Regions from separate parts of the Homo sapiens genome. Here region 2 is linked to region 1. Evidence: read pairs that join two places in POLR2A ChIA-PET (ENCODE). Cell type or tissue: Panc1. All regions are shown on one strand. Links, peaks and the distances in the headings refer to the core of each region. The heading gives the core; the rest is flanking DNA. Region 1 overlaps JADE3 (jade family PHD finger 3). Region 2 overlaps JADE3 (jade family PHD finger 3).

Region 1 (2,812 bases), core at 289-2,788:
CATTCAGTGGGGATGTGTGACCTGATGATAGTTCTTTGTTTCACTTTATAGTATAGCTATTTTAATTGTTAAATCCTACGTTAGTGGTCAGTGGAAATGTTGTAGTAAATGGGAAACACAGAAATTAGTAGTGACCAAAAAGATGACCTATTGGCTGGGCGCAGTGGCTCACGCCTGTCATCCCAGCACTCTGGGAGGCTGAGGCAGGGGGATCATGAGGTCAGGAGATCGAGACCATCCTGGCTAACACAGTGAAACCCGGTCTCTACTAAAAATACAAAAAGAAATTAGCTGGGCGTGGTGGCAGGCGCCTGTAGTCCCAGCTACCTGGGAGGCTGAGGCAGGAGAATGGCGTGAACCCGGGAGGCAGAGCTTGCAGTGAGCCGAGATCACAGTACTGCACTCCAGCCTGGGCAACAGAGCAAGACTCCGTCTAAAAAAAAAAAAAAAAAAGATGACCTATTGACTTTTTTTTTTCTTTTTTGAGAGTCAGGGTCTTACTCCATCACCCAGGCTGGAGTGCACTGGCCCTATCATAGCTGACTGCAGCCTCAAACTCCTGGGCTCAAGTAATCTTCCCACCTCAGCTTCCTGAGTAGCTAGGACTACAGGTGTACACCACCATGCCCAGCTAATTTTATTTTATTTTATTTTATTTTATTTTATTTTATTTTATTTTATTTTATTTTAAGAGATGGGACCTTACTGTGTTGCCCAGGCTGGTCTTGAACTCCTGGGCTCAAGCAATCCTTCTGCCTCAGCTTCCCAAAGTGCTGGGATTGTAGGCCTGAGGCACTACACCTGGCCTATTGACTTAAAAAAATTATACAGTAGGTTGGACTTTTTTGGGGTTATTTATGGTTCTGTGGATTTTTTTTTTAAGACAGGGTGTCACTTTGTTGCCCAAGCTGGAGTGTCACAGTTGTCACTCACTGTAGCTTCGAACTCCTGGGCTCAAGCAATCCTCCTACCTTAGCCTCCTGAGTAGCTAGGCCTACAGGCACGCATTACCACACCTAGCTAATGTTTTAGTTTTTTTGTAGAGACGAGGTCTCACTATGTTGCCCAGGCTAGTCTTGAACTCCTGGGCTCAAGTGATCCTCCCACCTTGGCCTCCCAAAGTGCTGGGATTACAGGCGTGAGCCACCACACCTGACCCCGTTCTGTGGATTTTTAACACATAAATAGATCAGTGCAACCACCACCACAATCCACCACAATCAAGGTGCAGAACAGTTCTATTACCCAAAAAATTCCTTTGTGCTGACTCTTTAGTCATACTCTCTTTCCATCCTAAACTCTGGCAGCCACTGATCTGTGTTCTATCACTACAGTTTTGTTATTTTGAGAGTATCACATAAATGGAGTCAAACTGTAATCTTTTGAGTCTCATTTTCCTCTCTCAGGGTAATGCTTTTGAGATTCATCCAAGTTGTATATATCAATGGTTTGTTCCTTTTTATTGCTGAGTAGTATTCCATTGTCCAAATATACCACAGCTTGTTTAATCATTCACCATTGAAAGGCATTTGAGTTGTTTCCAGTTTTTGTTGATTGAGTAGAGCCGCTATAAAAATTCATGTACATGTGTTTGTGTGCATATAAGTTTGCATTTCTCTAGGATAAATACCTGGGAGTATGATGGCTAGAATTGTACTACCATTCATGGTAAAACTAGTTAGCTAGAGTTTGAATGCTAGGATGGATAGAGTAGCAGAGACCCAAGTTTGAATCCTGCTTTTTCTTTTTACTAGCTCTGCAACCTTGAGTCAGTTTAACCTCTTTGTGCCTCAGTTTCCTCGTTTGTAAAATGAAGTTAACCACTGGTATTGTGTGAAATAAATGACATATTAAGGATAAAATGCTGAGCAATGTATGACATACTGAATATATTATTATCTCATGTTTAATAGAACCCTTTTTGTGAGAAACATTCATCTTTGATGAATTAAAATGGAGAAATTAAGTAATCTATAAGTGTGGCGTGTTTGGTAGGCAAGCCTTCAAAATATGTTGTCCCTGGGGAAAATTTCAGAAGTCCTCAGTGGTGAAAAGGTTTAGGAACATAGATGTATGAGAGTCTTGTATAACATCCAAAGGTTGGACCAGATGCCCAAGTTTGGTGGTTTGACTTGCCCTGTCAACACTGAAGAATCAGATTCACCAAAAATTGAGTACATTGCTATATTTCATGTAAGAAGCTGCAAAAAGTAGCTCAGAATCAGTGAACACTTATTGAGCTCAGGAGATCCACCTGCTTTGGCCTCAGAAAGTGCTGGGATTACAGGTGGGAGCCACCACCTGGCTTAATCTCCCCAGTTTTGAGAAACACATTGAGGTCGGAATTACAGAAATACTCAGCAAGTCTTGCCCTAGAGCACTATACCATTAGAAAATGCAGTGGAGACCCTTTCTTGCATAACTGCCACATAGTATGGTCTGGCTCAGTCTGAGCAGGCACCAAGGGCAGAGAGGATATGTTTTCCCCTGGAGAATTTTCCCGTATCCTATGAGGTGCGCACAGAAGACTACCCATTCACTCACCAGGCAGTGGATGAAATTCAGCATTTGCAATAAGGAACCTAAATGTTCTTTTATTGTCTGTTCATCATTTTGTAATGTTTTCACATGGTACAGTCCATCAACTGTGACAGTTCTTTATCTGGGATTTCAGCAGAACTGGGTGGAACAAAAAGTCTTGAGCACACAATCTTAAGAGATGTCACCTCTGGACTGTTTCTGCACTGCCTTCCCTCTCCCGTACCATCAACAATCCAACACTCATGTTTACCTGCACCTTTCCTCACAGCTG
Region 2 (2,812 bases), core at 221-2,720, 52 kb after region 1:
AAGGATTCACATGTTAAGTAGGGGTGCCTAGAAGCAGAACCTGAGACAGTATTCAAATGCACATGATTTATTGAGGAGTGTTCTCAGGAGAAACCTGTAAGGGGAAGAGGGTAACCGGGTAAGGAAGGAGCAGCCAGTTAGGGTCTTAAGAAAATCTAGCCATAGCCTGTTTGAGGTGATGGCAGAACAATTATTGACTGCAGGCTGCCTCTGGGAGGGAGACTGGAAGAGTGTAATCCCCAGTTCTTGGGAAGAGAGGGGCCATTGTGAGCCATTAGCAGCCAACAAGAAGTAGCTGGAAAATGGGTACAGTATGCTAGCTAGGTAAACAGGATTGGGTGGGGGCAGCACAGTGTGTTATTCCTTTGCCTGTTTATTTTGTGCAGGATACTGTGCTAAGAGCTAGGGGTAAAAAATGAATGTGACACAGTCCCTGCTTTCAAGATGCTTGTGGTCTAGTGACAACAGGGCTGACCATGTAAAGCAGCAGTGTCCAATCTTTTGGCTGCCCTAGGCCACATTGGAAGAATTCTCTTGGGTCACACATAAAATGCACTAACACCTAACGATAGCTGATGAGCTTTAAAGAATCACAAAAAAAATCTCAGTGTTTAAAGAAAGTTTATGAATGTGTGTTTGGTGGCATTCACAGCCGTCCTGTGCCACATGCAGGCTGCGGGTTGGACAAGCTTGATGTAAAGAATATTGATGGTGCAAGTGAGGTGCTTCTTTGCATGTACTTGGATGGAAAGCAAAGGAGTGAATAATTGTGGGGGAGGGACGTCTGGGAAGCTTCATCGAGGACATCCAATGAATGAATAGAACCAGGGTTGGGGAAAATGGGCTGGTCAAGGAAAACATGGGGAGGAATTGTAGGTAGAAGGAAGAGCCCTGTGCAAAGGCTGGCAAGCAAGTATGAAACAAGACGAACGTGTTCCCGGAATCACATGGGGCATAGTATATGCCAAACAATTGGAGTGGATTGGGGGGAACAGCAGTTGATGAGGCCTGAGAGACTGGGAGCCAGAACTGGGCCTCGCAAGCCATGCTGAGGAGATTGGGCTTAGAAGGGGCACCATTCTTGCTGTCATCCCTCCAGCCTGTCCTCTGGCTTCTGGATCAACTTGGAGTGCTCATTGTCAATGTACCTGACTGCCCCCTGGTGGCCATGTTGCTCTAAGCATGTCGCTTTAATGCTTCTGAGCCCCAATTTCCTCATCTGTAAAATGGCTGCTGCTGCTATGTGTAGGACTGTTGTTGTGCTTAGAAATAATAAATAGAGATATAAAGATTTACCATCATTGAATTATTCTGCTGATATTTATTGTTTTCTGTCATTTTCCTACAATAATTAAAACAGCAGTATGTCACAGAAATGGACAGACAAATCACTGGACTTTAAACAGCCCATACCCAAAAATTAACTTGCTTTGTTTTCTTTTCTAAAAGTCATTGATGACTCATTTTCTTATTTCCCAGGACTGGTGTAACTCGTATTAGATAATCTGTTTCCTAGGCTTTTTACTGATAATACAAGATTTTTTGTTTCCATCTATAATAAAAAATAGTTGTTACTGTAATTGTTTTAAAAATGCCAAATTTTGCCTATTCTTTAAAATCTCCCTCTGTCAAGAACAGTTTGATAACTCTTTTACTTAAAGAACAGAATATTATAGAAAATGGAGAAACTGTTTTATCCAAAGTACACATACCCAGAACTTCAGATGAGAGGAGTATCCATCTCACAAGAAGTCTTAGGTCTTCTGAAACTCTCAGGGAGGTGAGGAGAGAGGGTCCATGGTCAGTTGGCTTTCTTCACTGAGATTTTTAGAGAATAAAACTGTTTTTTCTATGACATTTGTTGCCCTTGATCCCATCATGAGTCATCCATATGGAGGTTATATTCAGTGGGAACATAAACTTTCATTTCTCTGGGATAAATGCCCAGGAGTGCAATTGCTGAGTCATAGTTGCATATTTAATTTTTAAAGAAATGACCGAAATATTTTCTAGAATAGCTATACTATTTTACATTCCCACAAGCCATGTACGAGTGATATAGTTTCTCTACACTTTCTCCATGATTTGATATTTTCACTATTTCTTTATTTCAGCTATTGTAATAATAAGTATGTAATAATATCTTGTGGTTTTAACTGGCATTTCCCTAATGGCTGGTGATACTGAATGTCTTTTCACGGGCTTAAATGCCATTTGCGTTCCTCTTTGGTAAAATGTCTGCTGATTTTTTTTTTTTTTTTTTTTTTTTTTGAGACAGAGTCTCGCTGTCACCCAGGCTGGAGTACAGTGATGCAATCTAGGCTCACTGCAACCTCCGCCTCCCAGGTTCAAGCAATTCTCATGCCTCAGCCTCCCGAGTAGCTGGGATTACAGGTGCATGCCACCACACCCAGCTAATTTTTGTATTTTTAGTACAGACGGGGTTTCACCATGTTGGCCAGGCTGGTCTCGAACTCCTGACCTCAAATGATCCGTCCGCCTTAGCCTCCCAAAGTGCTGGGATTACAGGTGCGAGCCACCATGCCCGGCCCATCTCTTGATTTTTAATTAGGTCATTTGTTTCCTTACTGTTGAATTTTTAGAGTTCCTTATGCATTCTGTAATATAAGTTCATTGTCAGATATGTGTTTTATAATAAATATTACATGTATAATATTTCTAAGAAATGACCAAAATATTTTCTAGAATAGCGATTCCTTTTTACATTCCCACCAGCAATGTATGAGTGATAGTTTCTTCACATCTTCTCCAGCATTTGATATTACACGTGTGTGTAATATGTGTAAATATT

Evidence for each region. Peaks named below come from ENCODE experiments on the same cell type or tissue, not always from the same donor. Only the 100,000 strongest peaks of a DNase experiment are listed, where the experiment ranks them.
Region 2: POLR2A ChIA-PET joins it to region 1 with 17 read pairs; 5 of 35 experiments call an interaction of 5 or more read pairs at or near these places.

The regions. Positions count from the first base shown.
Region 1 is chrX:46,925,388-46,928,199 of GRCh38, forward strand. The region is part of intron 1 of JADE3 (jade family PHD finger 3); the gene reads left to right. Among named protein-coding and RNA genes, the nearest start is that of JADE3, 14 kb to the left of the region's middle. In Panc1, for the core only: no CTCF peak of the experiment used is centred there; no DNase peak of the experiment used is centred there.
Region 2 is chrX:46,977,629-46,980,440 of GRCh38, forward strand. The region is part of intron 1 of JADE3 (jade family PHD finger 3); the gene reads left to right. Among named protein-coding and RNA genes, the nearest start is that of JADE3, 67 kb to the left of the region's middle. In Panc1, for the core only: CTCF peaks have their summits at 1,153 (motif pointing left) and 1,359; DNase peaks (open chromatin) are centred at 1,203 and 1,813; H3K27ac peaks cover 808 bases.